Regions from separate parts of the Homo sapiens genome. Here region 2 is linked to region 1. A link is a contact called in ENCODE POLR2A ChIA-PET data. All regions are on one chromosome and are shown on one strand. Each heading gives the region's core, a stretch centred on a gene start or an enhancer-like site at or near the end of the contact. The rest is flanking DNA. Distances are from core to core; before and after follow the strand shown. Region 1 overlaps BABAM2 (BRISC and BRCA1 A complex member 2). Region 2 overlaps PPP1CB (protein phosphatase 1 catalytic subunit beta).

Region 1 (6,098 bases), core at 963-3,462:
ATCCCTTCTGTTTCATAAAATAAAACTGGGTACTTATTTAAATCAAAAGCTACAGTTAAAATCTTTTGATAACTTCATTTCTAAATACATTTTAAGTACATTTGAAAATGAAAACCCAATTTTTTCACTCACAAATGCTCAAAGAGTTTAGCTATACGTATCTGGTCCACTTTATTATCTTGACCTTTAAGTTTCCTTCCCTCATATTTCCCACATTAAAGAAAAACCACCAGGCACAGTGGCTCACACCTGTAATCCCACCACTTTGGGAGGCCAGGAGGATCCCTTGAAGCTAGGAGTTAGAGACCACCCTAGGCAATAAAGCAATGCCCTGTCTCCATAAAAAATTAAAACATTAGCCAGATGCAGTGGCTTACACCAGTAATCCCAGAAACTTGAGAGGCTGAAGCCGGAGGATTGCTTTAACCCAGGAGTTTGAGGCTGCAGCAAGCTATGATTCAGTACATTCCAGCCTGGGTGACACAGAGTGAGATCTCATTTCTTAAAAAAAAGAAACAAACAAAAATTTCCAAATGATTTTAGAAAGTAGTTCAAAACTGTTGTTTAACTTATGAATCAAAAAGATATAATTAAGGGGGGCCAGGCATGGTAGCACACGCCTGTAATCTCACTATTTTGGGAGGCTGAGGCAGGATAATCATTTGAGCCCAGGAGTTTGCGATCAGCCTGGACAACATAGTGAGACCCCATCTCTACAAAAAAAATTTAAAAATTAGCCAGATGCGGGGGTGCATGCCTGTAGTCCCAGCTACTCAGGAGGCTGAGATGGGAGGATCACTTGAGCCTAGGAGGTCAAGGTTACGGTGAGCTATGATTGCACCACTGCACTCCAGCCTGGGTGACAGAGTGAGACCCTCTCTCTCAAAAAAAAAAAAAAAAAAAAAGATAATTAAGGGAATTAGAGATGTATTAGGCCAGGTAATAGAAGTGAATCACAAATCCATATTACTGGGTCAAGGCATAGAAGATACAATCACATGCTAACTACAGATACTCCTCAACTTACAATGGGGTTACCTCCCAGTAAGCCCATCATAAGCTGAAAATATTGTTAAGTAAAAAATGCATTTAATAACCTACTGAACATCATAGCTTAACCTAGCCTACCTTAAATGTGCTCAGAACACTTACATTAGCTTATAGGTAGGCAAAATCATCTAACACAAAGTCTATTTTATAATAAAGTGTTGACTATCTCATGTAATTGATTGACTACTATACTGGAAGTGAAAAGCAGAATGGTTGCATGGGTACTCAAAGCATAGTTTCTACTGAATGTGTATCACTTTCGCACCACCGCAAAGGGAAAAAATCCTAAGTTGAACCATTGTAAGTTTGAGGATCGGACCGTCTGTTGTCTTAAAAACACATATAGCAAAATAAAGCACTTAGGACTATTCTCTACATCTCAAAGCTGAAACTGAGCCTTTGTCTCACATAAGCCTGATTAACTTCTCACCCTGTCTTCACCAATTTCTGCAGGTGATTTCTGTCCTCAGAAACAAAAAAAAAATAACCAACCACAAGTTGTTACTCCTAAAGTGTCTAAGAGATGGCCACACAATAATGGAAGTTTTTCAGTTTACTTCCCAATGCCAACTGACCACCACCTTCCCCAGCTGATGTATGGCAGAAGGCATTAGCATCTGATAGTGTGTTTGCTTCCTATTCAGCAAAGCCATTGCTTATCCTTATTTCTCATCATAAGCAGTTGATTTGCTCTTATCTACTAATACTGAGAAGCAGGTTATTATTGTATGATAATAAAGATGATATTTATTTCCTAACATGTGAAGTGGAAAAAGCATTGGGCTTGGGACTCAGAAGTCCTGGACTTGAGTTCCAGGTCCCTGATCTCCCAGTTATTTGACCTCAGGCTAGTCACTTAGGCTCTGTGGTCCTGTCTTATATGTAAAGCAAGACAGCCAGCCCTCAGAAAGTTGTTGGAAGATTAAAATGAGATCATTTTAAGTAAAACTACTTTGGAAAATACGAAATGTTATATGACTGTAAATATTTCTTTCTAATTCCTAGCTGAGCTACGCAAAGTAGAAACTTAAGGCTGATGTGGCACAGCTCGACACAGACAAGCAACACTTGCCAAAAAATCAGTAGAAATAACCACAGAATGCTAGCTGGGGAGAAAAAAAAAACCACACCAATCTTTCTTTGAATTCTGAGTTCATTGTTTAACAATGAGTCTTTTGCTGACTGCACACACAGGCACAAACCAGAGCACTAGCAGCAGAATCAAACTTGCACACAAAGGGCAATCTTGGACTATGCCTTATACTTTAGCTCCCACAAAATAGTGCTTGGAAGTCTGTGCAAAACTCCACCCGCCTTCACAAACTTTGTGAAAATCAAGTTTATTAGCCTGTGGAATTCATGAAAAAAACTGAATACTTTCTACTGTCAAATAACTCTGAAATGCCCAGTAACTGGATAAGAAAGATGTAAAAAAAATGGTATGAAGGATCCTTTGAGTTCACACACGACAGATCTAAACAATAAGTCTAACAATGAACAAAAGCAAGTCCAGTAATCCACAGAAGATGAAGTGGGGAAAAAAATCTATTGAAATGAATGAAAAATTAAGATGCTGAAAAATTAGGATGAAGCAATCAGAATTCTTCAAAAGTAGACATAAAAAATGCTTTTCAGAAGCAATGAATGAAAAGACTAAAAAATAAAAATAAAACTATGACCAGAGTAAAAACGGTTAAAGACACACAAGCTCTAGCCAACATTCACTGAAAGTACGAAAAAAAAAAATCAAGCAAAAGAAAATGAGCAGTTTTTCAAAAGCAATAGCATCAAAATGGCAATTTTTTCTGATAGTTTAAATGTAAGTTGATGATAACAAAGGACAAAGACAGTTGTGCCTCTGCCAGGAAAATTACGCAAGTCAGACAGAAGGAAATCAAGCAGTGTCTGTGACAGCGAGTTATCTACATGTATTGCAGTTTTCAGGGAAGAAGTAGAGAAAGAAGCAAACACAAGTCACAACATCTCAGAAGTGCCAAGGTCACTCCAACACAGCAGGAAAAAAAAAAACAGAACATTAAGAAATATTGAAATAGAAGCATGTGACAGAGATTAAAAGTGAAATATATTAGACTCCTGATAACCTAGGAGCAAATTCTATCTTCTGACTAGACTACATAAAGATTGGATATATCACAGTTATCCTGTCATGAAACTACTGTTCTTTTATCCAGTAATAGTATTTTAATGAGGCTCTCCAGCATCTCTCTTCATGAAACATTAATTAAAAGATTCCAACAATTAATTAGGTATCTTATGTCACTAAATGGAAAACTGTCTGTCTAAAACTTGCAGGATTCCTAGGCTCTTAGGACCATATTTAAACAAGGAGCATGTAATCCTTCACAGAAACAATACATTGACTCGCATGTGGTTGGTGACCAGATTGCTGGATGCTACAGAAAACAATTCTTACTTTTATAGAAGCAACTCTGCCACTCAATTAGCAACTCATGCTGAGTCCTCAATTTGGACAAAAGCTCTCTAAAGCTTCATAGTTAGAACTGGAGATTTGTTGCCTTCTTCTCTCAAGAAAGCACTTAAAATCTAAGTACCCACTCTAAAGGTGGTGTCCTTCCATTTCACAAAACTACAAGTGGCTTTGGGTTATTCAAATTCCTCAAGTTATCTTGAGATTCAGAACTCACGAACACAGAGCCACATTGAGCCCAAGGCACTCCTCTGGAAAAAACCATCTCTCCTTCTTCTGCAGGGCTCAAAGTACTTCACACTGATAGTGTATACTGTGTGCAAATTCTCCCAAGGAAGGCAGACCACTCACACTTAATGACAAAATGCCAAGCCTCTGTCTGTCTTTCCTCACAAGAGTATTTGTTAGGCAAGAAGCTAAAGGTCAGTCATCTATACCATCTTCAATACTTTCCACCAAGCAGCCAGGCCTTTGTAGACCTTCTACCTCTTGGCAGGTGAGCTCTACTTCAACTTCATAAAAAATAAAAATTAAAAAAAAACTAAATATACATATATACATATATATGTGTGTGTATATATAAACATATATAAGTTTATGCATATATGTATATGTATATATGTTATATATATACATTTATAAACATTTATATGTATATATATAAAATATATAAAGCAGCCAGTGGAATTCTTGAAAAAACTAAATGCTGTTTACTGTCATCAGTTGTGAATTCCTCACCCTTTCTCCTCAATATTCACCCATTTCTTTCCTAATCCTTTTGTCTTTTCCTTCTCCCTCTGGAGACTTAACCTCTATATCTCTGCTCTTCTCCCCATCTCTTCCACCCTCCTACAGGCTCTTGTCCACTCCTATTCTTCAGGGTCTACATTCCAATTACTACTGCCACCTACAAAACTACCCCAAACTCAGTGCTTAAAACAACCATTTTCTTATGCTCATAGATTCTGTGGGTTAGAAATATAGGCAGAATGTAGTTGGGTGATTCTTCTGCTCCTCACAGCATTGACTGAGATCACTCAATGGTGTTCAGCTGGTAGTGCTCAGTTTGAAAGGCCGAACACAATTTCACTGACATTTCTGATGCCTGGGCTGGGAAACCTCCAAGATAAAAACTGACAACTGCAGCACCTACATGTGGCCTCTTCATGTAGTTTGGCTACCTGACAGCATGGCAACCTCAATATAGACAGACTTCTTATGCAGTGGTGCAGGGCTCCAAGCAAAAGTATTCCTGCTAGAGTAAGATGAAAGCCTCATTGCCTTTTATGACCCAGCCTTGAAAGTCATACGGCATAATAAGCATCATATTCTGTTGGCCAAAATAATCACAAGCCCACCCAGATTCAAGAGGAGGAAAATTATACCTGGAGGAGTGGTAAGGTCATGGTATAGAAGAGCATGTGGAATGGGAAATGCTGTTGTGGCCATCTTTGGAAAACACAGTCTGCTACAGTCTCTTACTTAACTTACTACTTCCTTTTCATCTAAAATCATGCTCTACCGAATTCTTTTTTAAAATGTCTACTCTTAGTGCTGTCTAGAGTAGGCTTAGATAAAGAAATAATGAGATGGTAATTCTAGGCAGAGATAAAAGAAGCAAAACTTAGAGGGTAGAAAGCAAATTATGTGCTCAAGGAATGTTGAAGAATAGCAGATAGTGTTGAAAAGTGAGCTTAAGGACAGGCTATCAAGGCAATCTGGTTTAGTAGAAAATGGGGTAAAGAGAATGCTGGAAAGATTATGATGGTGCCAAAAAAAATGGAGGCCATCAAATACTGTACTTCAAAATTTGGACTGAGTAGGTCCTCAATAGTAACTGGTGCATAGATGAATGAATTAAAGTACTTTGAAAATTGTGGATCCTTTTCTTTCTACAGGAGATTGTCATCCCTGCAATTGCCTGGCACTTGTTTTACCCAAGTGTAGTGAGATAATGTTGCAGAAAACAGAAAAAGGAGAAACAGGAAGACAATAACCAACATTTTTTTAGCCAGAGAAGAAACAGTTTTGCAATTTGCTCTACACTGGGATGACCAAAGCGTCTGATTTCAACATTAAGTAGCATTCATTCCTTAGTCATGATATACTTTAGGCATACTGTCGAGCAACACATCTTGTGTCTAAATAATCATTTCATGATTTGCTTATCAGATTCATCCCAAGGACAGAATCAAAAGCTCTGCTAAAATTGGGATAAATTAAATTTATCTTTTGCTTCCAATGTACTATACTCATCATTCTGTAATAAGAATTGATCTATTAAGAATTGTTTTTTACAAAGCAAAATTGGTTAGTCCTATACTAGTCCAAATGTTGGCAAACTACTTTTGTGATTCTTTTTCTGAGTTCTTTCTAAATATGTATGTCAACCTGCTCTATATAACCTTCATAATTATCTTTTACTTTCTTTAATGCAGAAACTATGCTGCTGCTTTTCAAATCTTTAGATACTTCCTTATCCCACTGGAAGATTCCCAAAATTACCTAGTGTCCTTCCAATTAAGAATTTCCACATAAGACATCATCTTTTAGTGCCTTTGTATCACTCATTTAATAAACATTTCCTGATTGTCTACTG
Region 2 (6,098 bases), core at 3,316-5,815, 820 kb before region 1:
TGCTGGGATTATAGATGTGAGCCACCATGCCCAGCCCCAAAATATTTCTAAACATTTCCTCTTTTAGGGTGATAAAAGGTTAACAAATCACTAGATTGTTAAGTGTGAGATCCAGGAACTGGCTCTGCCACCTCTCCTACTGCTTTCCTTGTACAACTCATTTAGCTTTCTTGGATATGTTTCCTCAAAACAAAATGAGAGGGCTTATGTGAAGTTAACAAATAATAAATGTTTAAGAGTCCAGGTGTGGTGGCACACGGCTATCGTCCCAGCTACTTGGGAGGCTGAGGCACAAGAACTGCCTGAACCCGGGAGGCACAGGTTGCAGTGAGCAGAGATTGCGCCATTGCACTCCAGCCTGGGTGACAGAACAAGAATCTGTCTGCCCCTCCGTCTGCCCCCAAAAAAAAGAAAGAAAAAAGAAAAAGCTTAAGAGTTTTATATTTCATACCTGATGAGCTCGACAAATCAAATCTAAATCATGACGATTCAGAAATTTACTGACTACATCAGCTCCAAAAGTAAAGGAAACACCACGATCATTTTCTCCCCAGCCTTGCACATCCTTATCTGGATCAGACCATAGCAAATCACAGAGCAAACCTTTAAAGGACAGAAATACAGCAATTAAGAACAAAATTTACAGATTTATAGAATATAGCACATCTACATCAAATTTCAGTTCCTTTCTTGCCCTCTTACCTTTTACTAAACAATGACCATCACTTGCCTAAGTATTCCAGCCTATGTAACTTATACTTTTGTTAAAGCAACCATACAAACCATACAAATATAATCTTCCATGGCCTCTTAAGGTAGTACTTTCCAACCCTTTCCACATATAGGAAATATGTGCATGGCACTTACAGCACAACAATACATGGAAAAGGCTGTTCATCTTTTGGGTAGTTTCTCCATATGAATAACCAAACAACCCAGTGGTATTTCCTCAACAGTTCATCCTTTCCTTACGGTTCCACTGTTTCTGAGCACCACAGTCTATTCTGTTAGTCTATTTTACTTATCCCTGAGCCAATAACAGACTAGAGCTTTTTAATAAGTCTTTATATTTGGTAGGGCTAGTATCCTCCATTTTTTTTTCAGGATTGTCTTGGTTACTTTTTGATCTTTTGTTCTTCCACATAAACATTAAAAACAATTGCCTAATTCCATAAAAAACTCAATTGTGATTTCACTGGAATTGTATTTGATCTACAGATCACTTGAGCGAAAAAAAAACATTTTCTACTGAGACCCTGAGGATTTTTTTTTAAATGTGGAAGAACAAAATCAGATCAGATCCTTGACTTTGGTAATGTTTGGAGCCCTGGAAAAGAGGTCAGGGTTAAAAATATTTACTTGAGTATTGTCATCATATTAATGGTAGTGGAAATCTTAAGAGGGACTCAGACCACCTTAGGAATACAAAGTGAGAAGACCAGCAAATGAATTCTGAGGAATTCAAACATTTAATAGGCAGGTAGATGAGGGAGAATGAACATTAGGTATTGAGAAGGAATGATCAAGACAAAGGGCTTAGTATAGTAAACGTATCCCGAAAGGGGAAACAATCGTCCTAAAGTAGGAAATGTGCCATGAACAAGGGCAGTAGGACGAAGACCAAAAATGTGCCACTTACAATTAAATCATCAGACCTCAATGCAAGTTTCTTGGTGATTGAGGGTAACGGAGTGGGTAAAAGTCCAACTGTAGTGATATTAAAAGAAGGGTGGATGTTGAGATGGTGATGGTGATTTTCTAAGAATTGCAGTGGCTAAGAGAAGATACATATATATTTTTTTGAGACGGAGTCTCGCTCTGTTGCCCAGGCTGGGATGCAGTGGTGCAATCTCTGCTCACTGCAAACTCTGCCTCCCGGGTTCACGCCATTCTCCTGCCTCAGCCTCCCGAGTAGCTGGGACTACAGGTGCCCGCTACCACGCCCGGCTAATTTTTTGTATTTTTAGTAGAGATGGGGTTTCACTGTGTTAGCCAGGATGGTCTCGATCTCCTAACCTCGTGATCCGCCCGCTTCGGCCTCCCAGAGTGCTGGGATTACAAGTGTGAGCCACCGCGCCCAGCCAAGAAGATAATTTTTAAAGAGTTAAGTCAGTTTTAAGAATTTTAAATAATCCATAAACATCATAGTATGGTTTAGGAGGAAAGGGCATCTTCATTTTCAGTTACAGTACATCATATCTTGATAGAGGCATTATAAAACCATTTGTAGAATTAGTGGCAATGTATTCAATCTCTATCATTGATATATCCCAAGCTCCCTGTATGTTGTTTTAAGAAATTCACTAGCACACAAAATCCACTGGAATAGTCAGTCTCAATTCTTAAGCCCTTTCTGGTTGAAGCTGACTCTTCGAAAATATACACCCACCCAGTGCTTAATAATGCTTTCATACTTTCCAGCCTCTTTCCAGTAGAAAGCTAAGGTATTAAGAATCTATAATTTCTTTTTTTTTTTTTTTTTTTTTGAGACGGAGTCTCGCTCTGTTACCCAGGCTGGAGTGCAGTGGCACGATCTCGGCTCACTGCAAGCTCCACCTCCCGGGTTCATGCCATTCTCCTGCCTCAGCCTCCCGAGTAGCTGGGACTACAGGCGCCCACTGCCACACCCAGCGAATTTTTAGTAGAGATGGGGTTTCACCGTGTTAGCCAGGATGGTCTCGATCTCAAGAATCTATAATTTCAGTGAGACAATAAAACTGTATAAAATTAGAATAGAGTTTGAGGTTTAGGAAACATGACACTCTGGATGCATTAAAAAAATCAAATAATGGTAGCAACAACAATCTGGAATTCTTTAACCTTAACAGGGTCTAGATAAGAATTTCAGGCCAGGTATGGTGGCTCACGCCTGTAATCCCAGCACTTTGGGAGGCCGAGGTGGGCGGATCACCAGAGGTCAGGAGTTCAAGACCAGCCTGGCCAACATGGTGAAACCCTGTCTCTATTAAACATACAAAAATTAGCTGGGCACAGTGGCAGGAACCTGTTATTCTAGCTACTTGGGAGGCTGAAGCAAGAGAACTGCTTGAACCTGGGAGGTGGAGGTTGCAGTGAGCCGAGATCAGGCCATTGCACTCCAGCCTGGGCGACAAGAGTGAAATTCTGTCTCAAAAAGAATTTCAGAGTCAAGATTTATTGTTTAATGAGCTAGCATCACAATCAACTAGGCTGCTTCAAATAATGTATTAACTTATAAATTAAATTTCTGAATGTTGCAGACACTATCAAAGATCAAAATAACTGTTTTCAGCATCTTGAAAACTTCTCATTAAAATACGCTAAAATAAATAAAACATGCTAAAAACAGAAGCCTAGCATATCACACTAGATCAGTTTACATCTGAACTATAAACAGATATTCTGAAGAATGACCAGTAATACATATTTATATTATACCTTATTTTAAAAATAGCACTTTGGGTGTTTTTTGAAAGAGAGGGTCTCACTGTGTCACCCAGGCTAGAATGCAGGAGCACAATCACAGGTCACCGCAGCCTCAACTTCCCAGGCTGAAGTGATCCTCCTGCCTCAGCCTCCTGAGTAGCCGCGGTGCTGCGACATGTGGCTAATTAAAAAAAAAAATTTTTTTTTTCTCTGTAGAGATGGGTGTTATGTTGCCCAGGCTGGTCTCGACTCCTCACCTCAAGTGATCTTCCTGCCTTGGCCTCCCAAACTGTTGGAATTACAAGCATGAACTAGTGCACCAGGCCTAAAAACAGCATTTTAAATAAAATACTATTTAAATACCAGTTTGTTAGGTTTAGTCAAATGTATTCTATAATTACAATCAAAAACTGTGATAAAATGCATACTTTAAAAAATAATCAACACAACAAGTCGTGTTATGTAAAAAAGCTCATAACACAGGCCAGGTGTGGTGGCTCACGCCTGTAATCCCAGCACTTTGGGAGGCCAAGGTGGGTGGATCACAAGATCAAGAGATCGAGACCATCCTGGCCAACATGGTGAAACCCCATCTCTACTAAAAATACAAAAAATTGGCCGGGTGTGGTGGCGGGCGCCTGTAGTCCCAGCTACTCGGGAGGCTGAGGCAGAAGAATCACTTGAACCCGGGATGCAGAGCTTGCAGTGAGCCGAGGTTGCACCACTGCCCCCCAGCCTGGTGACAGGGCAAGACTCTGTCTCAAAAAAAAAAAAAAAAAAAAAAAAAAAAGCTCCTAACACAATTTATTACAACATACAGTGTATTACATGGCTACTGACATCAGAGGATCTATACCATTTATAATGGTTGATGTGTAGTTCTGAGCAGCATTTTTTGTGGTGATTGTTGTTTCTTTTTTCTTTTTTTTTTTTTTTTTGAGACAGTTTCACTCTGTCACCCAGGCTGGAGTGCAGTGGTGTGATCTCGGCTCACTGCAACCTCTGTCTCCCAGGTTCAAGCAATTCTCGTGCCTCAGCCTCTTGAGTAGCTAGGATTACAGGAACGCACCACCATGCCCAGCTAATTTTTGTTATTTTTAGTAGAGATGGGGTTTCATCACGTTGGCCAGGCTGGTCTGGAACTCCCGACCTCAAGTGATCCTGCCCACCTCAGCCTCCCAAAGCGCTGGGACTACAGGCGTGAGTGCCACTGCTCCCAGCCTTCCCAGAGATTTCCAATGTAATTTTCACAAAACTGACCACAGGTCTCTAGAGCCTTAAGAGCTCTAAAAATTTAAGCCAGGTATGGCACATGCCTGGAGTCCCCTAGCTACTCAGAAGAGGCAGGAGGATTGCTTGAGCCTAGGAATTCAAGGCCAGCCTGGGCAACAGATTGAAATCCCTCCCACACCCCCTTGAAAAAAAGCTCTAAAAATTTCAAATAGAGGACATAGAAAATAACAAAAAACTACTAGACATTTGAAAAGAAGGTAGTTGTATCCTTGCCTAAGAAGCAAAGAATAGATTATTTTAATTAAAAAACTTTTGTCTAATTTAACAAATTTTTGAAGAACATAACCAATGCTAGTATGAATGAGGGAATTTAGAAAAATAGGTATAAGGACTCAACAGCAAAATCTTTTTTGTGATCAAATAACTACATTATGACTATAAATAAAAAGGTTCCGCATTTTGAGGATCAGTGCAAAGTGAAAAATTGTGTATTACTGCAAATAAAGTAATCTGTAGCTGGCTTATTGACTATGAAAAAAGCTCTTTTATTTATTACATAAGCCAATCCTACTTCCACTAAATGTAATCAAGTTCAAATATGAAAACACTTTACACAAAACAATTAAACTTCTCTCTACACTTACCTGTATCAGGGACATCAGTAGGTCTCATAATTCTCCGAATCTGCTCCATAGATTGCAGGTCTGGTGACAATCCTATAAATAAAAAGATGAGACATAGTACTAACAGCTAAAAATTTTAATATTTTAACAGTCACCGAATAAAAAGCATTTAATCAAAATAGATTCACTATGTGAAATTAAAGATACTGAAAAGTGTTCCTTTTAACGTCTTTTTTTTTTTTCGAGACAGAATCTTACTCTGTCACCCAGGCTGCAGTGCAGTAGCGTGATCTCAGCTCACTGCAACCTCCACCTCCCGGGTTCGAGCGATTCTCCTGCCTCAGTCTCCCGAGTAGCTGGGACTACAGACGCGCGCCACCACATCCAGCTAATTTTTTGTATTTTTAGTAGAGACGGGGTTTCACCATGTTGGCCAGGCTGGTCTCGATCTCTTGACCTCATGATCCAACCACCTTGGCCTCCCAAAGTGCTGAGATTACAGGCGTGGGCCACCGCGCCCTGCCCCTTTTAATGTCTTAAAGGGCAACACAGAGTTATTAGGAATTCCACTTTGATATAATACAGCATTATAATTGTTTTTTTCCATTTTTCCCTACCAGGGAAATGAAATTCCTTTATATTTCAAAAGACTTCCCAAGGAAAAAAAAAACTACCATTCTTTTTTCCAATCATTCCCTGGCCTTCATAGAAACATAATCAACTGCAACCCTTCCTACCACTTTTGCCAGTTCTTACCACTAATCTTAAACATTTTAACTTCTAAGTGAAAGTGCCTCACTTGGTTCCCTAAGACCTTCTTTTCACATCCCACTCCAA

What was found. ChIA-PET counts read pairs that join two places held with the same protein, here RNA polymerase II (POLR2A).
Region 2: POLR2A ChIA-PET joins it to region 1 with 10 read pairs in T-cell. The contact joins two enhancer-like sites. POLR2A ChIA-PET finds 5 or more read pairs at or near these places in 3 of 52 experiments (BJ, T-cell and activated T-cell).

What each region holds. Positions count from the first base shown.
Region 1 is chr2:27,956,530-27,962,627 of GRCh38, reverse strand. All of the region lies in intron 3 of BABAM2 (BRISC and BRCA1 A complex member 2), which reads right to left. Among named protein-coding and RNA genes, the nearest start is that of MIR4263, 37 kb to the left of the region's middle. RefSeq lists a silencer at 2,772-3,066. Within about 2 kb of position 2,212, at least 10 of the 41 ENCODE cell types and tissues checked have a DNase peak (open chromatin) inside an H3K27ac peak, as active enhancers do.
Region 2 is chr2:28,783,163-28,789,260 of GRCh38, reverse strand. PPP1CB (protein phosphatase 1 catalytic subunit beta) reads right to left here. Exons shown (of 8, transcript NM_002709.3): 5 at 5,283-5,354; 6 at 452-603. Among named protein-coding and RNA genes, the nearest start is that of SPDYA, 25 kb to the left of the region's middle. Within about 2 kb of position 4,565, at least 2 of the 41 ENCODE cell types and tissues checked have a DNase peak (open chromatin) inside an H3K27ac peak, as active enhancers do.